2 separate regions of the Homo sapiens genome follow, and region 2 is linked to region 1. A link is a contact called in ENCODE Hi-C or POLR2A ChIA-PET data. All regions are on one chromosome and are shown on one strand. Each heading gives the region's core, a stretch centred on a gene start or an enhancer-like site at or near the end of the contact. The rest is flanking DNA. Distances are from core to core; before and after follow the strand shown. Region 1 holds the start of LINC01522 (long intergenic non-protein coding RNA 1522). Region 2 has its middle 54 kb from the start of LINC01523.

Region 1 (7,129 bases), core at 3,414-5,913:
CTGGGTTTCATAAACAGACCATAAAGAGGCACCTGGAGACCCAGAACATCCCCAAATCAGCATCTGTCCCTGCCTTCTGGCTGTACCTCCATCCTCCTCGGTCTCTCTCTCTCACCCAGGCTCACAATACAAGGAAGCACTCTTGCCTTTTGGAAAAAGGACGGCCTTCTCCCCACCACTTGTCTCTTGGCTCCTCCCACAGGTGGAGGGTGAATCTGATTGGTGGGAAGATAAGACTCTGGGCTCCTCCAGTGGGCGGGGCTAATATGCAAATGGTCAAAAGAGTTAGGATGCTTTTGGCGGCAACTAACAGAAAATGCAGCTAAAAGTGGCTTATTTTCTTGCTACGTAAAATGGGTTCCATGAACCAGCAATATCAGTTCATTAGAAATGCAGAATCTCAGGTAATACCCAACACTTACTGAATCAGAATCTGCTTTTCTCTTTTTAACAAGATGACCCAGGTGATTCATATGCATATTAAATTTTTTAATTACTTAGAGTCAAGTTTATTTTGCTTAAGCTTTCTACCTGGCTGAATATCTAATTACATATTAATTCCAAATCTTCCCCAACGCCCCTGCTACGTTTTCCTGTTTGAAAAAAAAATCACAATACCAGAAGGAATTGATTTCTGATATGTAATATACATTATTTAACCGCCTTCGTGCAGTTCAGGAAATGGGTTCCCCACATTAATTCATGGAGCCACAAAAAATTTAGTGAAATTTGGCTAAATAATTTTAGATTCACACGTGATTGTAAGAAATAGGAAAAATCTCACATGCACTTCACTCATTTCCCCCCAATAATACCATCTTCCTAATTATAGTAAAGTTTCACAACCAAAATATTGACTCTGATACAATCCATCTATCTGACCCGGGTTTCACCAGTTTTATATGCACTAATTAGTGTGTATTTAGTTCTTTGAAAGTTTATTACATGTTTAGATTCATGTGACCACCACCATTAAGATTGAAAACAGTTCCTTCCTAAGCATTCCTCACGCTGTCCTTTTATAGCTTGTTCCATGAAGAGCAGGTCTATGTAAACCTTTCCCCAAAGGCCCAGCAAGCTGAGAGGCTGAAGAAAGAAGCTGACAAATCCAGCTTCTATGAAAGAAACATTTAGTAGGGACCTACTAAAGCGATATTTCAGGTGGCTGCCAGACTGTGGATCCCTACACCCACTCTCCAGAAAATATCCTTTAGATAGGAAGCTTCTGTTTTTGTAAAATACGTGCAACTACTCACACCTCAGATTGTGACACTTGTGACCGCTAAGGAGGTTAGATAAACATATTTATGAGGGGTTATCTATGCTATAGGCATTGTTTCTTTTTCTTTTTATTATACTTTAAGTTCTAGGTTCATGTGCACAACGTGCAGGTTTGTTACATATGTATACATGTGCCATGTTGGTGGGCTGCACCTGTTAACTCATCATTTACATTAGGTATATCTCCCAATGCTATCCCTCCCCCCTCCCCCCACCCCATGACAGGCCCCGGTGTGTGATGTTCCCCACCCTGTGTCCAAGTGTTCTCATTGTTCAATTCCCTTTATGAGAGGTTATCTACACTATGAGAGCACCTTAGTATGCAAGAGTCAAACACTGGTCATCATGGCGGTTTTGCTTCAAGATGGTGTCACTCTTGCCACACAAAAGGTTGTTTTCCTACATAGCTATACTCTTCTCCTTCCTTCCTCTACTCCTAATGCTTGGAAACCACTATTCCGCTCTCCATTTTGATAATTTTGTCATTTAAAGAATGCTGTAGTGGCTGGGTGCGGTGGCTCACGCCTGTAATCCCAGCACTTTGGGAGGCCGAGGTGGGCGGATCGCTTGAGGTCAGGAGTTCAAGACCAGCCTGGCCAACATGGCGAAACCCCGTCTCTACTAAAAATACAAATATTAGCCAGGTGTGATGGCGGGTGCCTGTGATCCCAGCTACTTGGGAGGCTGAGGCAGGAGAATCGCCTTAACCCGGGAGGTGGAGGTTGCAGTGAGCCGAGATTGCACCACTGTACTCCAACCTGGGCTATAGAGCAAGTCTCGGCCTCAAAAAAAAAAAAAAAAAATCTAAGTGAGGTCATATAGTGCATAACCTTTTGAGATTGGTTTTTTTCACTGAGCTTAATTCCCAGGCGATTCATCCATGCCATCACAGGTATTAATAGCTTGGTCCCTTTCATGGCTGAATAGTATTTCATAGTAGAGATGCACCAGTTTGTTTAACTCATTCATCGAAGGACATTTGGGTTGTTTTCCAGTTTTTCACTATTATCAGCAAAGTTGCTATGATTATTCGTATATAAATTTTTATCTGAATACAAGTTTTCATTTCTCTGGGACAAATGCCCAAGAGTGCAAATGCCGGGTTATGTGGTAAGCGCATGTCTAATTTTTGGAAGAAACTGCTGAACTGTTTTCCAGAGCATCTGTGTATCAGCAATGTATTGTATGAGCAATCCAATTTTTCTATACCCTTGTCATCATTTACTGTTACCACTATTTTTTATTTTAGCCACTTTCATGTGGGTATTTAGTGATTTTAATTTGCATTTTCCTTATGGATAATGATGTTGAACATCTTTTTGTGTACTTACTTGCCATTCATATATCACCACTGGTGAAATAGCTGTTCATGTCTTTTGCTCATTTCCTAAATGGATTTTTTTTTTTACTGTTGAGTTTTAATAATTCTTTATATTATTCTAGGTATTAAATCCTTTGTAGCATAAGTGGTTTGAAAATATTTTCTCCTAGTACATAGCTTGTCTTTTCATCCTCTTCACAAGGCCTTTCGCAGAGCAAAAGTTTCAAATTTTATTGAGGTCCAGTTGATCAATTTTTCCTTTTGCGCATTGTGTTTTCTGTGTCAAGTCTAAGAACTCTTCTTCTAGCCCTGGGTCCTGAAGATTTTCTCCTAAGTATTTTTTTAAAAAGTTTTATAGTTTTACGTGTTACATTATGAGTCCAAAATCCATTTTTGAGTTAATTTTTGTATCATGTGTGACAGGGTGTGATTAATTTTTTGTCTATGTATGCCCAATTTTTTTTCTGACACTATTTGTTGAAAAGGCTATTGAATATTAAAGTTCTAGAAGCACAGGCTTAAATTACAAAGGCATTTTTTTTTTTACTCACTTAACAAGACGTCCAGAAAAGGCAACTCCAATTTGGCTTACTCTGTAGCTCTAGGAAGTCTCTGTCTGCATCTCTGGGATTCTCTGGTCTTCGCCTTGGGGTTTCCGGTGGTTGTTGTGGCTCCAGCATCACCAGCCTGTGTCCAGAACAGAGGAAGGGAAGGAGAGCTGGGAGATTTTTCTCCTGTGTGGCTTGGGAAGGCTTTCCCGGAAGCCTCTAGTAGATGTCTCTTAGGTCCCATTAGCTATTAATAGAACTGGATGACAGGCCTACTCGCAAACCAATCACAAGCAAAGGGGAGAGGATTACTGTGATTGGCTTTGAACCACTGACCAATCACTTTGCTCTGCTTAGGGCTGAGGCAGGGCCACCTTCCTTCAGCACATTGTTTTCTACTGGAGGGGTGAACAAAAGTGTGGCTCTGTTACCAAGGAAGAAAGGAAAGTGGTTGCTCAGTGTCTGCTGTGAACCTGGCTGTCCCTATGTGTCCTCTCTCCTCTGTGTATGTGTGTGTGTGTGTGTGTGTGTGTGTGTCTTGCAAACATCAGTGCACAACACACCACAGTCCCATAATTCAGTGGAGTGTGTATCTGCTCGGCAGACTCCACTGTCCCCACAGTCAGGGTCCAGGCACTAGAAGGTATGTGGCAGGAAGGTAGAGGAAGACCCAAGCCACAGACCCCCATCCAACTTCGAGTGCAAGCAATGGAAACCGACTCTGGATTCCTTGATTTAATTTTTTGAAGACATTTATAGGAAGAAATGGGTTAAGTCTGTAGGAAAATTAAATATGAAGAGCCAGATTCACGGGGCTTGGGGACATCAGGGCAGCTCCTGGGTCCTCTGTGTGGCCATCATGGTGAATCCACTCATGTGTCACTGTTCACCATTCAGGTCCCCACAGGAGGACAGGATGGTCCTGTCTTGGCCACATGTTACCCCCTGGACTCAGGGACAGTGTTGTCATTTGACTGAAAGTCCCTCCTCACCACAAGGACAGGGATGGGGAGTTTCTCAGCGGAAGCCCAAGGATTTGCTTAGGCCTGGAGAGCAAACCCCACACGCCCTCCACACATCACCTGCACAGACGCCCCTCCAGCTGAGCCAGCCTGCTCACTACCCCTCAGACAGTCTTCCCTCCCATCCTTGCTTGTGCTGGGACCCCTCCTGGAAGGCTCCCCTCTCCTGCCTGCTCTTCTAACTTTCATGATCCTTCAAGACTCTAGTTAAGCCACCCTCCTCCTCCAACAAGCACCAGCCATTGCTGCTGCTGTGTCGAGGTTTCTGAACCTCAGCATTATTGACATTTTGGGCTGGGCAGTCTCTGTTGTGGGACTGTCCTGCACATTGTACAGGATGCTTACAGCATCTCTGGCCTCTACCCAGTAAATGCCAGTTACACCTTTACCTAGTCGTGACAACCAAAACTGTGTCCAGACATTAGCAAGTGTTCCCCGGAGGGGACAACTGCCCCTGGTTGAGAGCCACTCCTTTTCTGAACCTGAGTCACTAAGATTTACTGCCATAGCAACTTAATTACATTGTGATGTTTACTTAACTTCTCACTGCTGCTTATTACTTTGGCAGACTGCAGCCAGCCAGAGAACAGCCAGGTTAACCCATACGGTGGCCCCACACTAAGTTGTCTCCCACACCGTGTAGGGATGGCTCAGTGCACAGGGAGCATGGTGGGGTTTGGGCTTGATGGCTTTGAAGCCTCTGCTAGACTGGGAGGCACACAGTTTGGTACCATGTCTGGATGCAACGTCATGTTCCTGAGGCAGGATGGTGCTTGTGTACCGAAGACAGTCTTGCTGGCTGCGGTGAAGGACAGAGCTCTCGGTGGATCCAGTGGGAACCAAAGCCTGCTGTAACCCTCCAATAGTAACAGCCATCCGCTCAACCTCTGGGCCCAGGCACGCCTCACAGGAGCTCTCTACGGGCACTGTCTCATCCATAATGAATTAGGTATCAGTGTCTGGTTTTTAGAGATTCGGAAACTGAGGCCAGAGCATTCTAATGTCCTAAGCACATTCATGGTGAGTAGGAGCAGAGCTGGCTTCCACCTGCAGGGTCTGAGTCTAGGGTCAGTGCTCATAGCCACGATTCTCGTAGGCTACCCAGGCCCACTGTCTCCTTGAGCACCCATGTGCCCCATGCAGCATGTAACTTGTAGGAAATGAAGGCGTTTGCCAGCCTTTGCCTGTGTCCAGTGTGAACTCATCTCCTATTTAGCACAAAGTTATTACATTAGAGTTACTGATTTAGTGGATACATCACTTTACTCTGTCATCTTGACAGCGATAAGATCTGCATTTTGCTCACTTCTGGATCACGCAATCTAGCAGAATTCTTCATGCATGGCAGGAACTCATCATTATTTGCCTCATTTAATTGAATTGTATTATGGTTCTGTGGACACTTCATCACACCTAACAGTGTTTTGCACAAAGCAATTGTTAAAAAATACTTTTCAAAGGGCTAAATGTTTGATCAATCAATAGGTTTTTAATTGAGCATCCTTACAAGTTAATATCATAAAGTGATGATAAAAGTGTTTTTATTACTGTGTGTTGGTTACCCGGATTAAATGTTTCTTGAAGCCTCAGAGTGCATGATGATTCAGTTCTTCTGATTTTAAGCTCGGATCTATTCAGTGACGAGATATGCAGGTCTGGAAGCCTCTGAAATTTATAATGTGGATGCTGAGAACCCATGATGCTGGTGGCCAATTTTGAAAATTGTTACAGAAATTTATATTCATTAGACATGATGGCAAGTTCTGGAATGGTATTCTGCAGAGTCAATTTAAAGAAATTTGTTTCAAGGAGATAACTGAGGAAGCAGCAAGCAGAGACACTAACTTGGATGTGACACCGCTGAGAGACAAAACTCAGCTTGATGAATGCAGCCAAGCCAGGAAAGGGCTGTGGACCTGTCCCAGAGGGGCCACCTATTTTCTGACAATTGGCAATGTTATCTATTAACTAGAAATCTGTTATGGGACAAGGAGAAGATTGCCTGCAGCTCTCGGAGAATAAGACAGTTGTCCTCTTGGCTTCTATATAATATGTCTCTAAGCAATGTTTTAGGATTTATCAGCGGTGAGATCCTTGGATATTTAACCAAGTCCCCCTGAGGGCTATAACATGGTAGTGATGGGAAATAGAGCTGGGGGCAGGGGAAGAAAAGCTGGGATGTAGCTGTTACCCCTAAGCACATTCTCCTGAAGTGATATCTTTGCAATAATCTGTTTCAATAATATGTTGACATGGGCAGTATTAAGACAATAATCAGAAGAATTTAGAGGAAGCATTCTGAAATATGCGAGTGCAGTGTAAGTGGCCAGAATGTGAGACTCCCAGGTGAAGTCGAGGGTGAAGAGTCTACATGGAAGTGTGCTCTCTCACCGCCCCCCTACAAATGGCAGAAGACTCCATGCAGACTCACCCCCAGTCCACCGCCAGAGTTAGGACCAGCCTCTGACTCTGCGACTTATAAGATGGGAGAGTGGGAGTGCGGGAACTATCCCCCTCTCTGGAGGAGGAGGAAGCCTCAGGGCTGCAAAAGCTGCAGGCACATTCTTCTCTGGTGCTCTGCCATGGGATTCATGCTACAGCCTGCATGACTTTCAGAGCCAGAGCTTGGAACTGCTTATCCTATGCTGGGAGTTTCTTTTGCCAAGGGTTGTGTCTCCTGCTGGGAGTGCAAATACATCTACATCACCTTCCAGGCAGGGAGGGAGAGGACTAAAAGACGGCACCAGCAAATCACTTTAAGCAGGCAGCAAAACCACAAAAATAAACCCTTGAAAATGGGACTGAATGACACGCCCACATCACTGATAAATGCCATTTTCAGCAGACTCATCTCTTCGCCAGAGAGATCAGTCAACTTGGACTCTTGTTACCATCACATTTGGCACCAGGTATCTGCTACACTCTACAACCATTCTCAAGTTCGTGTGCAGTTGGCC
Region 2 (6,900 bases), core at 2,477-4,976, 61 kb before region 1:
ATCATGCTGTGATTCACAGGAAAGCCCGGGGGACATATTGGCTTCAGGTATGGCTAGATTGAAGCACTTAATCGTGTGAACACTGAGTTTCTCTCTAATTCTGAGGTTTTCTTTCTGTTGTATTTGTTTCTTTCTCAAGTTCTATTCTGTGGTCCTAGGAAGTTTCAGTCTCTTCCTTTGGTTCAAAGGAATTGCCTGAGAATTAGCTTCACATTTTGTCAAAGTCTTTTCCAATAGCTCACATAGCAATTCTGAGTTTTGCTCTAATTTTGATTTCCTATCTATTCATTCCTTATGAATGGATTTTCCTTTATGTCCTTTAGCATACCTATAACAGCTACTATAAAATCTTTGCTAATTTGAACATATGAGTTATCTTCAGATAAGTCTCTATTCTTATTTTTTTATGTTGAGTCTTTGTCATATTTTCCTGCAATTTTGCATTATATCCAGAATATTGTGACCAATACAGTAATTCTTGATTCCGTTGTTTTCCTGTGAAGACTGTTGATTTTTTGAGCAAGTGACTAAAGTGGCTGAACTCAAATTGAAAAGATCTTGCGTTCAGTTACTAAAGGTAAAAGAAAAAAAAATGAAAAGGTTTGTGTTTCCTGGAGTGGGAAATAGCTCAAATTTCAGTTCAATTCTGTGGCAACCCTAGCTGGGCTACTTGTAGTCTGCCTACACATATGTGGTTTAGGGACCAGCTAGACATTTGAAAAGTTTATACATAAAATTTGGGGCTCCCTGTCTCTGATGTCTCTCTGCATTTGTAATTTCCCTGCTCCATTCCAGTGGCTATGGTTTCCCAGAGCCTGGTCCTCTGGTTCTTCAAGTGGGTGAGATGACTGATTTTTAGTTGGAGTTTTAGTTGTCCCTCTTTTGCAGACTGAAACCTCCTCTCAGGTGAAAATCTGTCCAAGCATCAACTCCCCTCCCATATCTGTCTGCCTTTCTTCATTGTCCTGTGCTTTCAGGTCGTTGTTTTTAAAATTTTGTCCAGAGTTTATAGCTGTTGTATGTGAGAGGACTCGCCTCCCAGAGGCTTACTTGGCCATAAAAGAAGCATAAGGCCTAGTCTCAAGATTCATTCTGATTGGACCAGCTTAGGTCACATGACTATACCTGGACCAATCACTGTAATCAGAGTAATGATATATACCAATTGGTGAGGGCTTCATTCTTGAGGCCAAGGGACGGGCCACACCAGGTCATGTGAACTGGAAATTGGGAAGGTAAACATCCACAAAAGCTAATAACGTTGAAAGAAAAGAGAATGGATACTGGTCAAGAGACTACAAAGTGCTCTGGATGTGTTTGCAGATGTTCAGCATATATTAGCATTTGTCCAGTGATGGACGTCTGACCACTGCTCTCGTAGGGTCTGAGAGAAGACATCTCAGAAGAGGGATCACTCAAGTAGGGCCTGGAAGCTCAGATCAGGAGCTGTCAGTCAAGGATCGAGGACAAAGCATGCAGTCTAGGAAAAAGCATGATATTTTCTACCTCAACCTGTCAGATTCCTTTTAAACATGGCTTTACAGCTCACACTCATGAATCTTCTTTCCACGTTTTTGCTTCACCTAAGACCATGATATTTGAAAAAAATAGAAAAGAAAGGAATAAATAAACCTCTGAGGCAGGATGAGTCAGAATGACTTCATTGTCTCTCCTCTCAGTTCCATATATTGAAAAGAGGATGAACAACACCCTTTGCATTTCCAGATGTGGAATATTTTGCTGTATCAATTTGTGTTCTCTCCTCTGTGATGACAACTCTTATGATTTATGATAAACAAATTACAACTTAATGTACCAGGTAGGATTATCTGATCCCGATTACTGCTGTGAGTAATAGTGCTCCCAGTCACAGACATCTGAACAGACGTGCATGTACTTTTCTCCCACGTGGTAGTCTGGGCGATAGCTCAAGGCTGGCATGTGGGCACTAGTTGACCAAGCACCCAGGGACCTGATTTCTTCATTCGGGTTTCCCTGCCAGGTGTGGCTTCTATTCTCAGGAACAGTACATGGTCCAAGATGGCAGCTCCAGCTCTAGCCTCAGCCCCAGACGTGTTGCCCCCCAAGCAACCAGAATGAAAGAAGGTATGAAGTCAAAAAGGCTCAAAGCATCAGGTTTCTTTTCAAGGAACATTCCAAGAAGCTGTCACACCTCACTTCCACTTACACCCTATTAACTCTGTTAAATTAAATAAGTAGGAGGTCATTAGCCTGAGGCTTTCTCTGTACTTTGAGTTCTTCCATAAAGCTCTGCAACCTAACTTAGTATATAAACAAACTGAAACCTAATTTAGGAGTGTAGATTTTTTGTAACAGATACCCAGATCTCAGCCAATCACCAGCTGCCAAGTTTCAGCCAATCAGAAACTGCTGAGCTTCAGCCAATCAGAAGTAGCCAACAGGTCAGACCATGTCCAAATAAGGCAAATGCCTAGGTGTAATCAATCAAGTTAATTTTCTACTTTATTTATATCTTCTGTCTATAAACACTTGCTCTCCACCTTGCTGAGTTGAGCCCTCAGAATGTCTTCAGGTTCTGAGTGCTGCCTGATTCTTGAATTGTTCTTTGTCCAAATAACCTCTGTTAAATTAACTTTGTCTACAGGTTTTTTTTTTTAATGCCTTCAAAGCCAGGGAGAGCTGCAGCATGTTTTTTGGATGACTTCAATATTAAAAAAGATTCCTGAATACTGCGTAGTACTGTTGGCGCTATTGCTTCCACCACTATGACTACTACTGGGATAATGATTGTTGTGCTAGATACACCTCTAAGCACTTAACACGTTGAATCCTCTTAACAGCTCCAGCATGTAGATACTATTATTGTTATTCCAAGTTACAGAGGAGGAAATGGGAGCAGGGAGAGGATAGGTAACTTGCCCACAGCCATGCAGCTGGTAAGTGTCAAAGAAAGGATTCAAACCCAAATAGTCTTGTTTTAGAGAGTACACTCTAAAACACTACTTGCTATAATTACTGCAAACACTATCTGATTGGAAATTCCTTTGATTTATTTAGGAGTTTTGATCCAGTAGTTTTTTTCCCCCACAGGTCTTTTAATTTAATTAATATAAAGTATATTATGAGTATTTTCAAATACACACGAAGTATAGGAGAAAGTGTAAGAAACTTCCATTTATTTACCCATTACCCAGCTTTAACATGCGTGGTAAATCTCATTTCATCTCTATGTCACCTTATACTAGTTTATTTTCTTTTGGATTATTTTGAGGCCTAGACCTTGTATCATTTTTATCATAATACTTTAGTATGTGTCTCTAAAAGCGAAAGACTCCATATTAAAACACAAATATAATACCAGTATCTTGCCTACAAATAATAAGCAATAATTCTTTTAATATTATCAAATATCTAGTCAACGTTCAAATTTTCCTGATTATCTCATAAACTTTTCTTGAGCTACTTTTTAAAATAAAGATTCAATGAAGGCCCATACTTTGTTTCTTCCATCTGTTGTTAGTCTGTAACTTTCCTAACATCCTGTGTGTGTGTGTGTGTGTGTGTGTGTGTGTGTGTGTGTGTGTACATTTATTTCATGTTCTGATGAAAACTTCGTGTCTTATAATGGATCCTTCTTCAAAAGTTTGGGGGAAAAAAACCTGCTCTAGAGAATTTGAACACTGCTTTTTTTTTTTTTTCCATAGCCAATTGGATTACTTCCCCCTTGCAAACTTCTCTGACTCAGATGTCATGAAAATCCTGGCCCAGGAGTCCTGTCTGACTCACAGGGACCAGGAAATTCTACCCCTCTCTAGGGGACAAGGAGGGATTTGTGTGATTTTAGGGAGCAGATGATGCTGTGGAAAATACTACAGGCCTCAACTCTTCCCCTAGTTATAAAGTCTGCTGACTCCAAAGTGTGCCCCATCTGCTCTTCCTTTGATTCTAGGGGCAGACATAATTACATAAAGTAGGACATTGATCTTTTTGCATTTTTAAAGCCAGAGTCATGTCTGGGAAAGCCAAGTCTGCCGTATCTGTAATAACCACCTTAAAAATGCAGGAAGGAGAAGGGACGTGCATGGAGTTGAAAAGTGTCGAATGCAAAGCAAGTCAGTAATTATGGCACAGAGTGAGGGCAGTAAATGTGCCTGATTATGCAAATCCAGGTGGAATGTGGATGCCAGTGGTGTTCTCATCTCCAGTTAAGAGGGTGGCTGTCAGCACGAGAGTCCTGGACTGAGGGAGTAGGAGAGAGGGGCCAGGCCAGAAGGGGCAGGAGCCCCGGAAGCTGGATGTGGTCCTGGGTGGGCACAGCCTCAAGCAGTGAGGGCCCTGCATCCAGGGACAGCTAGGTATGGAGGGTGTGCAGGGGCCCCCAGATGGAAATAAAGCCCCACCAGCATCTGGCAGGCCACCCAGGTGAGTAGACTGGGGCCCCAGGTAGGAGGCACCTGAGGCTGGGAAGATGCTTCCCAAATTGTGATCTGCCTGTCCGTGGTGGCTCATGAAATGAGTTAGACAGCAAGAAAAATCTTGCTATCTGATGGTTATGGGTGTATTTGAATGTTATTTCACTGAAACACAGGGGACTGGTGATGGGTGTGAGCTCTGCAGCTTGAATGCCTGGGCTTGAATCCTGACTCTGCCATGGACTTTTCAGCTGCGTGACTCAGCCCTGCTGTGCCTCAGTTTCCTCACCTATTATTATATGCATATGCATATAATAATAGACCTACCTCCAAGAGCTGTGGGGAGAAATCAATAATGAGCTAGGAAAGTGTCTGAAATGTAGCAAGAAGTCGATAGATACCAGTGGTTATTGTTGTTGTTCAGAGAGGTAGTTGAGAATTTAGACTCTGGAGTTGGACAATAGCGAGTCAGGTCTCACCTCCCTGGTTTTCTAGCTGTGAGGCCTTGGATAACCTCTTTGTGCCTCATTGTCATCATCTGTAAAATGGTGACAATAATAATATCTTCCTCATAGGGCTGTGGTAAAGATTAGACAAGCGACCGTATGGAAAGCCCTTAGAGCTATGGATGGCCCATGGTAAGTGCTCAGTCAATATGCACAGCCATCATTAGTATTACTAGTTCTTAGTAGCAGGCTACATTATACAAATGATCCAACTTTTATAGTCCATTTGAAAAAAAAACATGTTAAGTAATCGTAGAGGTATTATCCAGGAGTGGCAGAGAAACTGTTCTTATGGTAGGCTAGCCCTGAAGTTTGGGACATAGAAAAGCAGGCACATTTGAAGACCTAGCTGGTAGTTCATATCAAGGATGTAGGTAAAACATTTGTCTATGAAAGCACCATGTCTCAGTTATCTAGAGCCACATAATAAACAACCACAAACTAGTGGTTCAAAACAACAAACATTTCATTATCTTTCATGGTTCTGTGGGGTAACTGGGCTCCGCTGGGCAGTTCTTCTGGCTGCTTATTTTCAGCTGGTGCTGCAACCAGAGAAAGGGAGGAGCTAAGAAGACACCCAGGGTTGTAGCCAGAGTAACTGGAATGGTGACATTTCCGTTTGCTGAAATGGGGTAGACTGTGAGAAGAATAATTTTGGGGCCTGAGGTTGAACAAGAGTTCAGCTTTGTTAAGATCATGTTTGAGGAGTCCAGTGGGCAGTTGGATATACAAGTAGAGATCTCAGGAAGAAGTTGGGGTAGGACTGAAATATTTTAGAACGCTCAGCATAGAATGAGTATGTAAAGGCTTCAGTCAGGATGCGATCGCCTGGGGAGTAGGAGGCCTAGGAAGACACAGATGTGGAAACTGAAGCAAAGGGGTTCAAGGAATTGCCTTGTCCACAGACTGTTGTGGAGGAAGCTGCACTTTGAGTTCAGGACGTCTGGGCTCTCTCCCAAATGATGACCGAAAGGCAGTTGGGCCAGGATGCCTGAGGATGTCGGAAACTCATGCGCTTCTGAAGGCTCTTCTCAACTAGCAGCAAACCCACAGATGAGCTGGTGTCTCTGTGTTCCAGGCCAGGGAGAATGTCTTCAAATACCTCTTATTCCTTCCTGGGTGGATATCTAATCTGATATGAAAATAGAGTCCAGGCGTGGTGGCTCACACCTGTAATCCCAGCACTTTGGGAGGCCGAGGTGGGCAGATCACCTGAGGTCAGGAGTTCGAGACCAGCCTGGCCAACAAGGTGAAACCCCGTCTCTACTAAAAATACAAAAATTAGCCAGGCGTAGTGGCAGGCGCCTGTAATCCCAGCTATTCGGGAGGCTGAGGCAGGAGAATCGCTTGAACCCGGGAGGCGGAGGTGCAGTGAGCCAAGATCACACCACTGATTCCAGCCTGCGTGACAGAGCGAGACTCTGTCTCAAAAAAAAAAAAAAAAAAAAGAAAAATAGAATTCCACTTTTCCTTAAACTTTTATGATGTACACCTTATTTATAGAGACAAATATGCCTGGCAGAGGCTGGGAGGTGGGTAAGGGCAAGGAGGGCCTGGACAAAGAGGAGGCCCAAGAGCAGTGGGGAAGTGTGGGGGCCCTGGCTTCCACCTGCCTGGGTCCCAGTCCTGGCCCTGCCACCTCTGGGCTGTGGACTTTGGGTGGGCCATCTCACTTCTCTGCTCCTACATTTCCCCATCTCCATCCTGAGCATAATTAATAATACCTGAATCAGATGTTTGATGTGAAGACTGTATTACTTTATGAATGATGTTTCCCAAACAGTGGCACATAGAAGGCATCTTTATGTGTATTTTAGGAGCATTAGCTTACAAAGCGGGGAGCCAAGAGACATTGTCCACAGTTGGACAACGAAATAAAGATGTTCAAATCCTTAAAATGACCAGGATACCCCAAAATAGAATAATAGTAACTAATAGTAACTAGAATAACAGAATAGTAGTAACTAACATTTATTGTTTACTACATATCATACAGTCTT

The links. Hi-C counts contacts between places; a loop is a spot of excess contacts on that map. ChIA-PET counts read pairs that join two places held with the same protein, here RNA polymerase II (POLR2A). Pooled maps may share reads with other maps.
Region 2: a map of left cardiac atrium shows a loop between it and region 1 (4-fold over the local background). The contact joins the enhancer-like site here to the promoter of LINC01522 in region 1. A Hi-C loop is called at or near these places in 1 of 168 maps with a recorded cell type or tissue (left cardiac atrium) and 2 of 50 pooled maps. POLR2A ChIA-PET finds 5 or more read pairs at or near these places in 2 of 52 experiments (MCF 10A and PC-9).

Annotation. Positions count from the first base shown.
Region 1 is chr20:47,985,454-47,992,582 of GRCh38, forward strand. It overlaps LINC01522 (long intergenic non-protein coding RNA 1522), which reads right to left and starts at 4,664. Exons shown (of 3, transcript NR_110027.1): 1 at 4,562-4,664; 2 at 3,154-3,289. It overlaps LOC107985436 (a long non-coding RNA gene), which reads left to right and starts at 1,605. Exons shown (of 4, transcript XR_007067623.1): 1 at 1,605-1,671.
Region 2 is chr20:47,925,790-47,932,689 of GRCh38, forward strand. No RefSeq gene overlaps it. Among named protein-coding and RNA genes, the nearest start is that of LINC01523, 54 kb to the right of the region's middle. Within about 2 kb of position 3,727, at least 4 of the 41 ENCODE cell types and tissues checked have a DNase peak (open chromatin) inside an H3K27ac peak, as active enhancers do; they include PC-9, where a contact is called at or near this core.